Regions from separate parts of the Mus musculus genome. Here region 2 is linked to region 1. A link is a loop called in an ENCODE intact Hi-C map of the cell type or tissue named here. Cell type or tissue: gastrocnemius. All regions are shown on one strand.

Region 1 (8,000 bases):
TTTTCTATAAGAAAATTAATAAAATAAATCATGAAGTAGGAATGATAAGTCCAAACTCCTGGGCTCGATTCTTGCCTGTGCTTGTTGCCAGTAGGCTCTGTCCCCTGCCTGGGAAGTGCATGCAGTAGTCTTTACTTGGAGAATATGGGAGGCTGAGTCAGTGCTGAGAATGTTGTTAGTCCCAGTGATGCTCAGAGGTGCAGTTCATTAGAATCCCAGCAGCACGGTGTGCCTCCTTGCCCTGCTCCATCGCCTGTCAAAGTACTGAGGGGTACAGGCTTTGCTGGGTCTTTTCTCTACCATAAGCATCACTTTGCAGGTAGGATAATTCCTTTAGCAGAATAGTCAGCTGATCTACAAGAAGCAAACCTTTGTAGTTTGTAGTTGGTGCCTGTCAAAATCATGCTGTCTGTAAGTTTAGGTCACATTTCTGGTCTGCTCTGCACACTCCTGACTGGCTGCTCATATGTGACATCTTACACTCTTTAACTGGTGGATTTTCATGTGACATTCCTTATCCTGACTACTGTTGCTTTCCCAGGGAAAGCACAAATTTGCCTTATGGGTATAAGATCCAGAAGGGTGGGGTGCTGGTAATTCTTGGAGCTAGCTTCTTAACCAGCGGATATGAACACTTGGAAATGACCTGAGGAACTCTGACCCTTCGTTTGCTTTGATGAGATATGCGGATGTCAACTTTTCTCTGCTTGCTCTCATTGTGCTACAAATAACCTGTGGTGGTGCATTGTAGGATGTCCTTGTGTGGGGACCATTTTAGCCTTTGGGAAGTAAGTAGCCAGATCACAGATAAGGGGTTTCCAGGTGTTTATTATCTCCTCCTAACTCTTGCTTTCGAGACAAGGTCTCACTTAGTAGCCCTAAATGGCCCTGAACTTACTATGTATCATAGTCTGGCCTCAAACTGAGTCACAGGCTTGCGCCACCACTCCTAGCCCCTCGCTTCTTTCTTTTTATTTATTATTTTAAAAATATTTTATTTTTGAAAACTCCATGCATTTATATAATGTTTTGATTGCGTCTCCACCTCCTCCCAATACCCCATCCCCTCCTACACTCTCCTTTGCAGCTTCTTGTCTTCCCTGTTGTTGTTGTTGTTGTTAATAACTAGTTACATTAGTGCTCTTCATATGCACATGAGTGACTGTGTGGACATCCAGTGTAATATGAGCAACCGATCAGCATCTGCATAGAAAGTTTGACTCTTTTTCGCTTAGAAGACTTCAGTTGCCATTACTTCCTCTGAAAGAAGTGGGGCCTTCCTTAGGCCCTCGCTCAGCCACATAGGCATTTGTTGACTGGCTTGATCTTGTGCTGGTTACCGGCACAATAGCAACCACGAACGCCGTGAGTCGATGAATGCAACAGCTACGGCACGTCCAGAAGTGAGCATTTCACATCTCTCCTCTCCATCCCGTTTGTTGTGTTCTTTCCGTCTTGTTTTGCAAAGTTCCCTGAGCTCTGGCTGGTGGGAAGTTGCAATGGATGATGCTTGCATAGCTGAGCACGGTTCATTCATTATACCTCGGAGCAGTTATGAGTCTGGGCTAACTGTGCACTTGGAAAGGAAGCTTCCCTGTCCAAGGTGGAGAGAAGCGCAGGTCTGTGCACAAAACCATCAATCTTCAGAAAGCAGTTTGACAGCAAAGCAACAGCTAGAGGATCCCCAAGCCAGAAGCTTTTGACCAACTTCCTAGTACCAGACATGAAATACTTCCCGTGGATTAGGGTTGCTCGCTAACAGTCACACCACTATTGCACCAGTGGCCATGCATTGCCAGCAGGTCAATATTGTAGCATGCAGTGTCCAGCACTGGGTCAGGCCATTGATGTCTTCTCTCTTTAGCAGCCTACACAGCACCTTCTGGCAACAGTGTAAGCTAGTTTCCTGGTCAGTTTGAGTTGATTTCTCGATATCCTGCATCTAAAGCCAATAGTATCTTTATCAATTTGGACTTACGTCAGGTTAGTGGACAACCAAGAGCAGTGGCAGTGGCCTGTCCTGGTTTTAGAGCCTCTGAGGCCTTTATGACCAACAACTCACAGGGACGTCTGCGTTAGATTGCAGTGGCAAGTGTGGGGGCGTGTTTTCTTGATTAATGATTGATGTGGGAGGGCCCAGCCTATTGTGGGTGGTGCCAGGTGGTCCTGAGGAAGCAGGCTGAGGAAGCCATGAGGAAGAAGCCGGTAAATATCATTCTTCCATGGCTTCTGCTTCTGGTCCTGCCTGAGGTTCCTGCCTTGACTTCCCTCAGTGATGGAGTGTGAAGAGTTGTAAGATAATATCAATCCTTTCTTCCCAAGTTGCTTTTAGTCATGGTGCATTATCAGCAATAGAAACCCAACCTAAGACACTAAGTGCCATTTAAAAATAAAATATAGGCTAGAGAGATAATTTGGTCAATAGGACGCTTGCCTTGAAAGCATTGAAGACCTTAGTTAGGTCTCTAGAGTTGTGTCAGATGGCAGGTATGGTGGCACACATCAGTCATCCAGTGCCGGTAGATCATTGAGGGTCACTGGCCAGACATTCAATCCTAATCCGGGATTCCAGACCGTGAGAGACCCTGTCTCAAACAACATGCCTGTGAAGCCTACCCAGGGTAGCTGTAGCAGAGAGGCTACACCGGGGCCCATTAGGATACACACAACAGTCACTCTGTTCAAAGCTTGCTGGGTCTTAGTTAGTGCTGTTCTTTGCTGCCATGAGTATTAATAATGGGTGTTTTTTTTTACTTTCAAAGCTCTTCCCTTAAGTTCTTCTAGAATATGAGAAACAAAGGAAATATCAACTATTGTTTACCCTGTGTTTTGTGATGGACATCCACGTTTACATGGAAGGAAAAGTTGTGGCCTCCACCCAGAGTTTCTTGCTGTTATGGGGCTGTCTGATTTTACTTTTTTTTTTTTTTTTTTTCCCTTTAGGCTGCATGATAGAGGCAGTGAATCTCAAATCCAGCAACCGAAACCCAGTGGTACATGAATTTGAAAGTAAGTACAGGAAACATGGAGAGGGATGGGGCCCCCTAGTGGACACTAGGTAGCTCTGCAGCCAACCCAGCACCTGTTCTATTGTGTTTATTGTATTGATATATTTATATATTTGTTTGTTTGAGATAGGATCTCACTGTGTAGCTCTGGCTGACATGGAATTCACTATAGAGACAAGGCTGGCCTGGAACTCACAGAGGTCTGTCTGTCTGTCTCTGCCTTCCAAGTGCTGGGATTAAAAGTGTGCACCACCACACCCTGTCTATTATCATCTAAAAAATATTTATTTGTGACTGTGAGCCTATGTACACAGGAGGATACTGCAGAGGTCAGAAGAGGGCCCCAGGTCTCTAGGAGATGGAGTATAGATAGTTGTGTGCTGGAAATTGAACTGCTAGCTGCAAGAGCAGTCAGTGCTCTTAGCCACTGAGCCGGCCCTCCAGCCCCTACTTCCCTGTATGGACTAGCCAAGAATGTTCAGGATGGCTGTTGTGTTGGGTAGACTAGCAACACACTCTGCAGGTTACATTGGCTGTCATCTGTTTCCTGCCTATCCTTGTATCTATACAACAAAGAAAGCTCATATAATAGATGCAGGTGTCTAAGGGAAGGTGTGCTCTCTGTAGTGAAATCCTTACTAATGTTTTCATTGGTTTTTCTGGCAGAAACTCATCTTGGAAAGTTTAAGCTTATAAGTTTAAGCTTATCTTTCTCTCATTGCTCTCCAGGTGTGGAATTGTCTTGCATCATTACGGACTCACAGACAAGTGACCCTAGGATTGAATGGAAGAAAATCCAAGATGGCCAAACCACATATGTGTATTTTGACAACAAGATTCAAGGTATGAGCCCACTGTCCTCTGCACTATTCCTATTTTGTCTGCAGGTTGTGGAATTTATTTACAGTAACATTTCCCCAGACTGCTAGCCTGTTCCTGTGGCTAGGACTGCTCTGACTTTCTGAGTTTATTGTTGGAGAAAATTTCAATTTTAGTATTGATATTTTGAGCCTGCCTGTACCTCTACAATGCAACTTCAACAAATCCCAGCTCCTTAGTAAGGACTTGGATCTCTGTACATATTGCTTGAGAAATCACAGCAAACCATTTCTTTAGCCATGTTGTTCTGGCCTACGACAGACATACTGTGAGGGGTGCCCAAAGGGATTATCACAGCAGTATCACACAGGATTGAGCTCCACTGTGTCCAGGGTCAGGCCTGGGGCCTCCCTACTCTGACCTGAAGCAGGACAGTATCTGGGGGCAGTAGTAACATAAGCTACCATAGGATGGCGAGGAGGACGAGGAGGGGACTGAGAGCCAGGCGTCAGGACGTAGGCTGCAGAGTGCTCAGGCAGTCTACAAGATAGCAAGCGCTGCATGGTGAGAGATGTAATGGCAGGAAAGAATGCTACATATGGACACATATGTGAGAGCTCAGCTTCTGAGAAGAGCTGTCACCAGAACCTGGCTGAGAGGGCGATGAGGAAGACGGGAAGTGCACGGGGTGTCTGGACAGCAGACACTACCCATCAGAGGTGCTAGGAGAAGCAACAGAGACTGGAGGTGATCACAGCTCCGAGCAGGGCCAGATCACATTGCCTTTGCAGAGTCTGGTGGGAGGGGTTGCTCACAATGGCTGAGCTGAGGTAGCGCCACTGGAAATGCAAGGGGAGAATTGCAAGGAGGACCAGCTGTGCTGAGGGATGGCAGGCGGAGTCGGATGTTACTTTCCATCTGGCAGCAAGGGAAGGCGAAAGAGGAGGTCCTGTGCAGGTACGTTCAGTTTTAGTGAAGTCGTGGGTATTGTGATCTGAGTTCTACAGGTTCCAGGAGTTGTTGCTCTTAAAAATAGTTTGTTGGCTTCAGCTGTAGCTCGGTGGTACAGTGCTTACCTAGCTAGCATTCATGAAACTCTGAATTCAGTTCCTAGGATTGAGGGGGTAAAACAAGGTCAAACCCCAACAACTTGCAAGGGCTGTATGTGTAGCTCAGTGGTAGCACCCTCTAGAGCTCCCAGCTGCAGGGAATCTGACACCCCCTGGCCTTCACAGGCCATGAACGCATGCGTGTGCTGTGTAGATAAAACGCTCCATACCAAGACTATAAATAAGGAAGTCTTTTAAAAAAGACTCACTTATTAAAACTATAAAAACCTAATGATTTTTTGGAGGGGAGGCTGAGGCTAGAGGGATGATGGAGTTAAGAGTGTCCTCTTGCAGAGGACTGAGCTCAGTTCCTCGTACCCACTCTAGCAGCCTGTAACTCCAGCTCCTCCATAGGCTGCAGGAGCTGGGCTCACACCCGCACTCAACTCATATAATAACAAACAGTAAAAATACATCTTTAAGAAAACTCTCATTTCCCTAGTGCTGGGGGTGGGTTTGGATGGGGTGGGCAGAGTGATAGACCACTGATCTGGTACGTATGAGGCCCTGAATTATCACTCACATCACTAACAATTACAACTTTCTCTTTGTAGACATCAGAGGTATTACTCTTAGCCATAGGAATGGTTACCATAAAGGACATGAACCAGAGAAGCAGGAGGGTGGAGGCGGGACTGGTACTGTGCCCAAGACATCTCCTGTTACTCCTCTTGTTACCCCTGTCACACTTGTTACTCCTGTCCCTCTTGAAGTGTAAAAGTTGGCTTTTATACTCACATAGAAATGGACCACCCTGTCAATCACAGAACGTTCCCGTAGCCCATGCCATGCAGAGTCAGGGCCCTCCCCTCCCCTCTTAGCAGCCCTTACCTACACACCTCTTAGGCTTTGCGTTTTCGGGAGACGTCATGTAAGGCTTCTTTCACTTAGCACAGGGCTTAGTTGTTCCCTTCTGTGGCGGGGTCCCTGGTCACTGTGTGGGCGCCATGCTGCTTTGAGCACGCATCAGGTGATGTTCAGATGCTGAGTTTACACTGGCTGTCATCAGTATTCTGCACTCATCTCTGTGTGAAGACCAAGTACACAACTACTGGGCCACATGGTGGCTACATGGTGAGTTTTTGAGACGGCTTTCCAAAGGAGCGTCACCATATATATATATTTATATATATATATATTTTTTTTTAAATTTTGTGTCTTTTGCCTGCATATGTCTGTGCACTGTATCTGCATGCTGAGTGTGCAGAGGTCAGAAGAGGGCATTGGCTCCCATGGAATTGGAGTTATGTATGGTTGTGAACCCACATAGGTTGCTGGGAACCAAACCTGGATCCTCTAAAAGCAGTAATTGACTTAATCACTGAGCAAGCCATGTGCCCAGCCCTGGCTTCTCCATTTACACTCACGCTTCGGTGCTTCCACCATAGTCACACACACACTTGTGATCATTTGACCTTTATTTTAATAGTCTTAGAGGGTATAAGGTATCCAAGTGGAGTTTCATCTCTCCATGTGCAAAGTGGGCAGTGTCTTGGGAGAAACCTGATCAACTGTTAGGTGCATTTCCACTGAGTTGTAGAGTCATACATTGCAGAGGCAAGTCCTTTTTCTGACGTGGCTTGCAGAGTCGTCCGTACCCCTGGTACAGACGGTGTAGATTGCTTTCTCGGCTGCTTACTTCCTTTAAAGCAGAGCCGCTGTTGACTTGATGGAATGTAGTATAACCCCCAGTTTTTGTGCTTGTGTCTTTGTTGTCGTATCTAAGGAACCATCACCGAAGCCACGGTCATGAAGATTATGCCTTCTGAGATGGCTCAGTGGATAGGGCACTGGCTGCTCTTGCAGAGGACCTGGGTTTGATTCCACAGACATCAGGCATATATCTGCTGTACAGACATACATGCAGGCAAAACACTCATCCATATAAAGGAAACAAATCTAAAAACTTTTGCTAATATTGCCCAGGCTGGCCTCCAGTTAACTGTGTTGCCTAGGCTAACCTCAAACTCCATTCCTATAAACTTATAGTGTTGCAAATAAATGCCCAGCTCTTGTTCAACTCTAGTGGGTATTTGTTGACTAGGGAGGCAGCCAGGGGTCAGCTTTCTTCTTTTTCATGTGGATAGCCACAACATCCTTTGTAGACTTTGTTTTGTAAATATTTATTTGGTTTTCCTTTCTTAACTTTTCCTTGAATTAATTTTCTCCTCCTGGGAATAATAAGGAGAAATAAGGTTCCTGGCTTTATCTTAACTACCAGATACTAGTTCTGATGCTCAGGTTGCACATGGGAAGAAGTCAGTGGCCTGGTCCCCATGAAGATCACGTCTTTCATACAGGGAGGGACAGGACAAACAGCACTGTACTGCAGTCTTCTTGCTCTGCCATCAAGTCCAGCCCCACAGTCTTCCAGTGTCTAGGATCTTGTGTCTTCTTTTTTATAGGAGACCTGGCAGGTCGCACAGATGTGTTTGGAAAAACTTCCCTGAGGATCTGGAATGTGACACGATCGGATTCAGCCATCTATCGCTGTGAGGTCGTTGCTCTAAATGACCGAAAAGAAGTTGATGAGATTACCATTGAGTTAATTGTGCAAGGTAGGCCCCATTAATGTGTAGCATCTCTACTGGCCAGCCCTATGAGTCAGCCCTTAGCTCTAGAATAAGAGACTAGCTCATATTTCGATTCATTCCTCCAGGGCTGTGTTCCTGGGGCTATCTGCAGTTTGGAAGGGGGGCCACTGAGGCTGTCTAGAGTTGGGCTGGGATGATGAGAACACGCATCTGCTGTGTTCCTTACCGGCCTCAGGGATCTGCCTTTGCAGCCTCCTTTTCAGCTTACTCCTGAAGGTGGAAGAACTGGAGACTGTGAGATTGGACACACGGGCTGGAATGAACTCAGAGTGAGCAGGGTGCAGGCAGTGGATGGGCTGTGGCCTTCGGAGCTGCTTTATTACGCTAGGTTTTGGTATGATGGGCTTGTGCTGAGATTTTAAACACCAACCCGTATTTTGCCTGCAGTGAAGCCAGTGACCCCTGTCTGCAGAATTCCAGCCGCTGTACCTGTAGGCAAGACGGCAACACTGCAGTGCCAAGAGAGCGAG
Region 2 (8,000 bases), 220 kb before region 1:
GTGTACTGTACACACGGGGCAGTAGATCCATAAGCACCACTCTTAAAGGACATCAAAGAATAAGCCAATACATTGTGATATGGTTGGCCAGAGTTCAATGCCACATCGATAATGATAATGGATTAAAAAAATCCCTGTTACACTGATGGGACCACAGTCTCAGGGGAGTTAACTCCAGGGACTGCTGCTGCTGTAGCTCATTCAGCCATACAGGACTGCCTGAGTAGGCGAGCTTCCTTTACTCTTGGAAGTAAGCACAAGGCTACTGACTGAGAGCAGTTCATGGAACTGAGCGCACAAAACACCCAAGTTGTCTACTTTGGCTCTGGCTGGAATTTTTTTTTTCTATGTTCTTCCATCTCTCTGTGTCTCTTCCCTGGAGAGAAGCCAAGACAGAAGTAGCTGAGTTTTGCTGCCTATGGGAGACAACTTGATTTTACACAAACGCCCCAGGGTGCCTAACATATAAGACAAAAATCACACTCTCTTCTTCCCCGTGTGCCCTTGGCTCCTCTTCTCTCCTCCCCTCTGCCCACACCAATGATTCTGTAACTCCAAGAGGGTCCCTACAAGAGCTTTCTGGCCAAGACCCTCATGAACTGATCCCAGGGGTCTCAGAACATGCTGCACCCAAGGAAATGGTGCCTCGGCTGGCTTAGCAAGCAAGTGCATACGGAGGACACCACTCCCCTGGAGGGGGTCTCTGCTGGGTTTCAGGAACTCTGGAATGGAGAGAAGACTTGTGGAAATGGGACCAGTGCCAAGAAAAAGAAAGATAAATGGAGAAAATGCTAGGGAGTTGGCTTTATTTAGTCTGGGGGGGGAAAAAAATCTAGGGAGAGGAAGGAAGGAAGGAAAACAACACCAAACAACAATTTTCCAAATAAAACCCACATAATTACAAGGAAGCCTATAAGAGGCACCCAGCAAACACTTGTTGACCCTGCTACATCTCCCCTCTAATTCACGGCACCCACCCCATTCCACAGCACAGCTAGAGCGCAAACACAACATGTACCGCACCCAGCACACTCTCACAAGATCCAACAGATTTCCCACGTCGGCTATCTCACAGGCACATCAGACGCTCCACGGTGGGATCAAACATGACGCCTCACAGAAACATAGACCTGAGATGGTCTTCAGAAATGGTAGGGCAGACACACAAGGTTTCAACCAGACTCCTGCTTAAGCTTTCAGCCCAGCTTGTCCTCCCAGATTAGCTGGTTCACAAAGGGACTCTCGTGTGGCTCTAATGCTTGCTTTCTGGTTGCTGTTTGACGATCTTGGAACCCAAAGTACCTGTGCTGGAGACACCGGCGATGTTGCTGGGCTCGCTGATCAGATCCTGCATGACAGCCAAAACCCGGAATTCATACCAGGTATCCTACAAGCCAGGGACAATACCCAGTCAGCTGAGGGGCTGAGGACCACCACTGACCCTATATACGATGCCCACAGGGTACCCGGAGTACTGGTCCTAGGAAGTGTTTACTGGTGACTGCTCACATTGGGTGATGTTAGAGTGGACGTATTCCCACCGGTATTCAAGCTATGGGCTACAAGGTATGCACATGAAGCCACTGAGAAAGGCTGCAGAGAAAGATGCACAGTGAGCCCCCAAATTGCATCATGAAGCAATTCCAGCTGGCCATAAAAAGCATCTGGGAAAGGGGAGATGGAAGGATACATCAGATCTCTTCTAGCTATGAAGCAAGCTATTTTCTCTCTCAAGAAAAAGAGGTGCTCCTGCTTAAAAGATGTCCACCAGAAAGATGTCCACCAGAAAATAAGGAGGGGATGTGTTTTCTCCCAGGACTCTGAATTATTAAAACAAGAGTCCTTCTGGCCATCCTAGAAGACAACCTTTCTAGAGCCTCTTTAGTCTACCCTGACTGGAACCCAAGAAACTGGGGTCTTGAGTCTGATGATCCATGTGGCTTCTCCTTGCCTTACCCTAGCTAGTATTTGTATTTGAGGAAAACTACTGCCCCACCCCCCCACCCCATGCCATTAAGCTAGCTCTGGTCTAGAAACCAATTCCAGCCTTTAGTAGCTGACTAGGGAGAATCTAAACTTTGCAGATAAGCTAGGCATAGAGGCTTGACTCTATGCCCATGAAGTCAGTCTCTCAATATCAGTGCCTTTTCAAATTGTCATGACAAATTCCAGAAACAGGGAATAAGAGGCAAAAATAAATAATTAATTAAAGTTCCCACCTGTGACAGATCCTTGGCAAAAAAATCTCCGTCAGTGCCTGGAATGGCGTCATCCAGCATCTCCCAGCGCTCCCCAACTCGGAACTCCATGATATAGCGGTCGATGGGGAAGCTGTGGTTGGCAGGTGGGAGCCAGGACAGGAGCACACCCTGCTGGGTCCGGTTGGCTGTGAGGCACCTTGGTGGGGTCACCAGCACCAGGGGTTCTGGAGTTGTAACAGGGAATGCTAGGAGGAAAAGGGAGACAGAAGATGATGGTCACAGACTCCGACCCAATGTGGAAAGCAGAACCTAACAAGGAAAGAATTGTTTTTCAGAGTGGTGAGAGGGCGTCCCTCCAGCAGCCCTCATTGTCCTAGGAAAGAGAAGTCAGGGCCAGTGACCCAGAGCTCTGTGACTCTTTTCAGAATGAGACGATTGCACAATGGCTAAGCACCTCCTCAAAGGGGAGGAAGAGGCAGCTACCATGAGGAGTGAGAAGAATCTAGTGAAGGATACAGGCCATGTGCCCCAATAGCATCCCTGTCAGCAACATCCCTGATGCCCCATGAAGTTATGGAGCTGAAAACATCCTATCGGCCTTAAAAGAGGATGCACTGTAACATAGAACAGCATGTCCCTCGAACATCTAAGGTAACACTGGTATGACCATATCTGCAGCTCTGCCAGTCACATAAAATGCAGCTGTGTACAGTGCAGACTATATGGCGATGGTAACACCCAACCACGGTACAGGTTGTGTATCTGCTCCACTATATTTCTTTATGGCTAGAGCATACTCCAGCAAAAGAAAAGGTTTCTCATGAAAACAGCCCCCACCCTGCTCCAGCAGCATCGGCTCCATTGATCTAAAGCTCACGGTACTTCTTGGTTGCATCATTTTCTCATAACGCCACACCATCTACACAATGACCTCATTGCCTAATGACACACTTCTCAGGTGTGGTTTCCTCTGATGGTTTCCCCACTGTTGAGAGGCACATGACTGTATCTTTTGCTCTCATCCCAAGAACTGGTGAGATCTTCTCACAACACATGAGTCATACTTTTGATTCCATTTGGGGCCCTTGAGCTCAAAATGAGGCTGAGCCCAGACTTGGTGGTATACACCTTTAAACCCAACACTTGGGAGGCAGAGACAGGCAGATCTTTGCCAAGTTCAAGACCAGCTTTGGTCTACAAAGTAAATCCTAACCCAGGTGCAACTATTTGAATAGGTGAGATCCTAATCAGAGGAATGTTAAAGTTTGGGGTGGGCATTTTACATCTGCTGTCCACAGGGCAGAAAGGGGGCTGAAGTCACAACTTCCAGTTCACCTGAGAAGTGTCTGCTTGCCAAGGCTGTTCTTGGACCCCAGAAGACATGCAACTACAGGTAGATAGTGCAGAAAATTCCATGTCCCCTTGTAAAACTGCCAAACATTCATACATATCTCTGAGCCTGTCTGTTCCATCCAAGGATGCAAAAGGAATACAGCTAAAATGCCATCACGTGGGAGCAGGCAAACACTACAGGAGTACATGGCAAATCCTTACTGGGAAATAATAGGGACTACAACAAAGACCACTTGGTAAGGTGCTGGCACCCACTAAGCCCTAATGTTAGCTCCATCACTACATTCAGCTCTCTCTAGGTAAGATCTGCTAAGAAATAGCCCCCAATACACAGCAGCCCAGAGCCTCACCTAAAGTGTTCACAGTGACCACCTCACTGAAGGCGCTGGTTCCCAGCCTGTTCTGGGCCAGGACACTGAACTGGTATGCGGTCTCAGGCTCCAGGCTGTCTACCAGCAACCAGCTGGGGCCCGGTGGCACTGACAAGGACAGCCAGTCGTGGGGCCCAAACTGAGCCCGCTTCATCCTGGCCAAAAGAGAGAGAGAGAGAGGATGGGGGAGAAGGGGTGGGGTGGGTCACACTGGAGAGGACAGTATGCATGCAAGGTCTTCAAGGGAAAGGCAGGGAAAGTACAAGCATCCCCAGGTTCAGGGGCAGGAAGAGGGAGAGCCAAGGTGGGGTTACTTGCCCGGCTCTGGCTATGCCAACCTTCATGGCACTAGGGCACACCCCATTGTGGTACCTCCCCAGTGAAAAGGGTCCTCAGGTGTAAATCATGCTGTAGACACTGGTCAGTTACCATTTGCATTGTGAGAGAATCCCACTCCAAGTACTACTGTATAAATGGACTCTGTCTTGCTAGAATAGGGACACTGAACATGAGGATGGAAGCTGGGCAGTGTCGTGACTAGAGAAGGAACCCAGATGACATGGGCTGTCTGCCCTACCAGGGAGAGGCAGAAGTAGGGCCGAGAGTATCACAGGATGTTCCACTCAATCAGTCCAGTTTAGGTCATCTGAGGATATCCAAAGCATTTTTAAAAATTGACCAGATTTTTCCCCATGGCAGGAACAGGGCTCCTAATGCCTTGAAGGCTAGAAGTTGCAACCAAAGGGAAAGTTATAATGATGGAAGGTAAAGAATCTAGCGGTGAGGTTTTCCAGTCTAAAGCCACCCACTTCTTCAACTTCAATAGGAGTAAACCACCTGCTACAGGTGCAGTTCCAGATGATACCACAGGGAGGAGACATTGTCCTGGGCAACTGGACCGCACTATTTGTCCCTGAGCTGTACTCAACTGATACCCACAGGCTCCTCTCTAGGTTTTAAGATGCACTGCCACTACCCAATATGACCAATATGTGAGCTGAGGCAAAAGAAAGTGAAGAAGAGGAGGAAGAGGAAGAGAAGTAGGAGAAGAAGAGAAAGAGGAGGAAGAGGAGAAGTAGAAGAAGGAAAAGGAGAAGATGAGGAAGAAGAGGAGGAAGAGAAGGAAGAAGTAGAAAGAGAAGTAGAAGAAGAAGAGGAGGAAGAAGAGAAGGAAGAGGAGGAGGAAAAGGAAGAGGAGAAGTAGAAGAAGGAGGAGAAATACAAGAAGGAGAAGAGGAGGAGGAGGAAGAGGAGGAAGAAGAGAAGGAAGAAGAGGAAGAGGAGGAGGAGCAAGAGGAGAAGTAGAAGAAGAGGAGGAGGAAGAGAAGGAAGAGGAGGAGGAAGAGGAGAAGAGGAAGAGGAAGAGGAAGAGGAAGAAGAAGAAGAAGAAGAAGAAGAAGAAGAAGAAGAAGAAGAAGAAGAAGAAGCAGCAGAAGCAGAAGCAGAAGCAGAAGCAGAAGCAGAAGCAGAAGCAGAAGCAGAAGCAGAAGCAGAAGCAGAAGCAGAAGCAGAAGCAGAAGCAGAAGCAGCAAGAAACAAATGTCTGTATAAGCACAATGAACTAGAGCTATTCAGAAAGAAGGGAAGGCCTCTTCTAGCATGACAACTGCCCTTCCCTCCCAATGCAAGTGAGCAGAGTGTGAGATAAGCGATGCAGATGAGTGTCAGGCAGTGTAGGGCAATAGCAGAGGTCACTTCCTGACCCATGCATGCATCTTACAACGTCCCCCAGGCAGTGGGCATGGGACCCTTCCCCCATCCAGAGGAACACAGACAAGGCTTGGGAGGTTGTTCTGACTGTATCTCCCACTATCTAGGTACACTTTGCCCATAGAGAACTCAACACCCAGGAGTTGCATTCAGTCTGAGAACAGCCAGGGCAATGGAAGGCCCCTCGAACCCATGCTGCTGAAGGCTCTCTGAGGTCTACAGTCTGCTTGCTCCTCCTCCTCAGACTCAGAGAGAAGCAGGCTGAAGAAGAAGGAAATAAATGTGCATCTTCCTCACTTGGGGATGCTGTCTGTGGATCTGGAGGCTGCAGTTTCCAGCTCCAGACAGGAAGACACATCAGGAATGAAAAGCCTCCGGTGGTGAGAAGGCAGGGAGTGTGCCCTCAGCTTCTCTTCCTACCACTCTACGCCTTGGGTCCTCATCCTGTCCCTTACATTTGTGAGATCTACCTACCCTGAGTATCTGAAGTTACTGATCTGGTCAAAAGCAGACATGAAAACTGCATGCACAAGATCCTAGAGAGGAAATCCAGGTGGGGGAGGCAAAGGCCGGAGCGGGAGCACCTGGTCCCTAGGACCTCTGAGCAAGGAACAGAATTAAATGCTGGACCCTGCACTTGAGGTGCTAGTCACTACACTCTGAAGGTTAGGAACCTAGAAAAAGAATGTGGTGAGACACTGAGAGAAGCCAAAGGACGAGAGGAAGGGGGACAATTTCAGTACAAATCAGCATGCTAACCTCCAGGGCGTTAACACAGTATGCCCTGACTCCCTTACAGGCATTCCTGACATCCTTAAGAACTCAATCACTCTCTGGCCCACTTTGCCATCTGGAAAACTGACAAGTACAGATCCTAGGCTCCTTGGGCCCACCACCCACCCTAGGATAGCAAAGGATGGGGCAGATGGGATGACCTGCGTGGGGCAAGAGAGGGAGAAGCAGAGAGCAAAGCATGCGGGGCTGACTCACAGAGGTCCGTACCAAACTGAGAATGTCTGCTCGTAGCCTCCATCATAGCCCGGCTCCCAGGACACGTTGGCAGTTGTCATGGAGACATGGACCCGGACACTGCCTGGGGCATGGGGACTGGTGCCTGGAGAACAAGGAAGACAGCTCAGGCCAAACGGAGCCGAGCCTGTTGGCTAGGTCCCCGTCATCTCCTTGCAGAAGATCCAGGAGAGGACAAGGCATGGGGTACCGAGATGTATCACAGGAGGTGGCAGCAGAGAGGGCAGAGTCCCAGGCCCAACCTGGTCCTGATGCGGTCAGAGAAAAAATTCCATCCACTGCTTAGGCTAGTGTCGCCAGCAGGAACGGAACACGGGCCAGAGGAAAAACCAGAACCCTCCACATCCTGACTCCCACGCATCGCTGAGCTAAACAAACATTCCCTTGAGGTCCTGAGACAGCCATGGCTTAGGTATGAGGCCAGCCCCTACTAGGTATCAAGGATATGACTGGGCAAAATAGCTAGGAGCTCCCCTCATAGACTGTGAGTGACAAGGTGCAGACCATTTTATTCACAGCCTAAACTGGCAGTGTTGGCCTTGTATACATCTGTGGCTGACAAGCCCCAAAGGGACAGACTACAAGAAGGTAGGCTGACAATTCCTCAGTAATATGAACAAGGAGTACTAGTCACTTCCTCACACCCCAGGCTGTGGACACTGGCCTGAAGCCCAGGTAGCTCCATGCCTGGCTAAAGTGCCACACAGTCTGATTGTCACTCATTCTCCTCCTTCCAGTTCGCACATGTCTGACTTCCCCAGGACAGGACACGCATGGACCCTGACCCTCCCTGCCAGAGCCTCCTGAGGTCAAGGGGTTCAAGTTGTCATCCCTGGCACGACTGAGGAAAGACACGTGCAGACTGAGAAAAATCACCGCAGTCAGCCCACTCAAGCACATACCGATGACAGTGAGGTGGGTGCTGGCAGTGATGCTTGTGACCACATTGGTGGCAACACATTCCCACTCCCCGTGGTCCTCCTTACTCAGGGCACGAAACTGGAGACTCCCGCTGGGCAGTGCGTTGTGCTTGCTTCTGCTGGGCTTCCCTACCTTAGCCAAACAAGGAGCAGGGAAGAGGATGGGAACAGGGATTCAGTTTAAGGAACAAGCACTCACACTCAGGAGCCTAAGGAGGATGAAGATGTTGGGGCAACATCTGAGCCCATTGCCAACGCCCGCTGCTATCCACTAATGTTACCTCCCCTCCTAACATCTGGCCTGTCCACACTGGTCCAAGTAGAACCACCAATGGCTCTTCCTGCCTCCCCCACAGTGTAAGAGCTTCAAAGCCCAGGTACCTTCCTCCAGGTGATGACAGGGAAGGGGTCCCCTG

Evidence for each region. Hi-C counts contacts between places; a loop is a spot of excess contacts. Peaks named below come from ENCODE experiments on the same cell type or tissue, not always from the same donor. Only the 100,000 strongest peaks of a DNase experiment are listed, where the experiment ranks them.
Region 2: a loop joins it to region 1, with 15 times the contacts of the local background. A loop is called at or near these places in 16 of 42 quality-filtered maps.

The regions. Positions count from the first base shown.
Region 1 is chr9:27,101,358-27,109,357 of GRCm38, reverse strand. Jam3 (junction adhesion molecule 3) reads left to right here. Exons shown (of 9, transcript NM_023277.4): 2 at 2,944-3,009; 3 at 3,738-3,851; 4 at 7,342-7,494; 5 at 7,918-8,000. Among named protein-coding and RNA genes, the nearest start is that of Jam3, 50 kb to the left of the region's middle. In gastrocnemius, a CTCF peak has its summit at 3,058 (motif pointing left); a DNase peak (open chromatin) is centred at 3,040; H3K4me3 peaks cover 15 bases; H3K27ac peaks cover 2,912 bases.
Region 2 is chr9:27,322,926-27,330,925 of GRCm38, reverse strand. It overlaps Igsf9b (immunoglobulin superfamily, member 9B), which reads right to left. Exons shown (of 20, transcript NM_001326702.1): 10 at 7,966-8,000; 11 at 7,567-7,717; 12 at 6,626-6,749; 13 at 3,905-4,080; 14 at 2,220-2,446; 15 at 1,303-1,387. Among named protein-coding and RNA genes, the nearest start is that of Igsf9b, 28 kb to the right of the region's middle. In gastrocnemius, a CTCF peak has its summit at 4,783; DNase peaks (open chromatin) are centred at 4,066, 4,792, 6,804, 7,361 and 3 more places.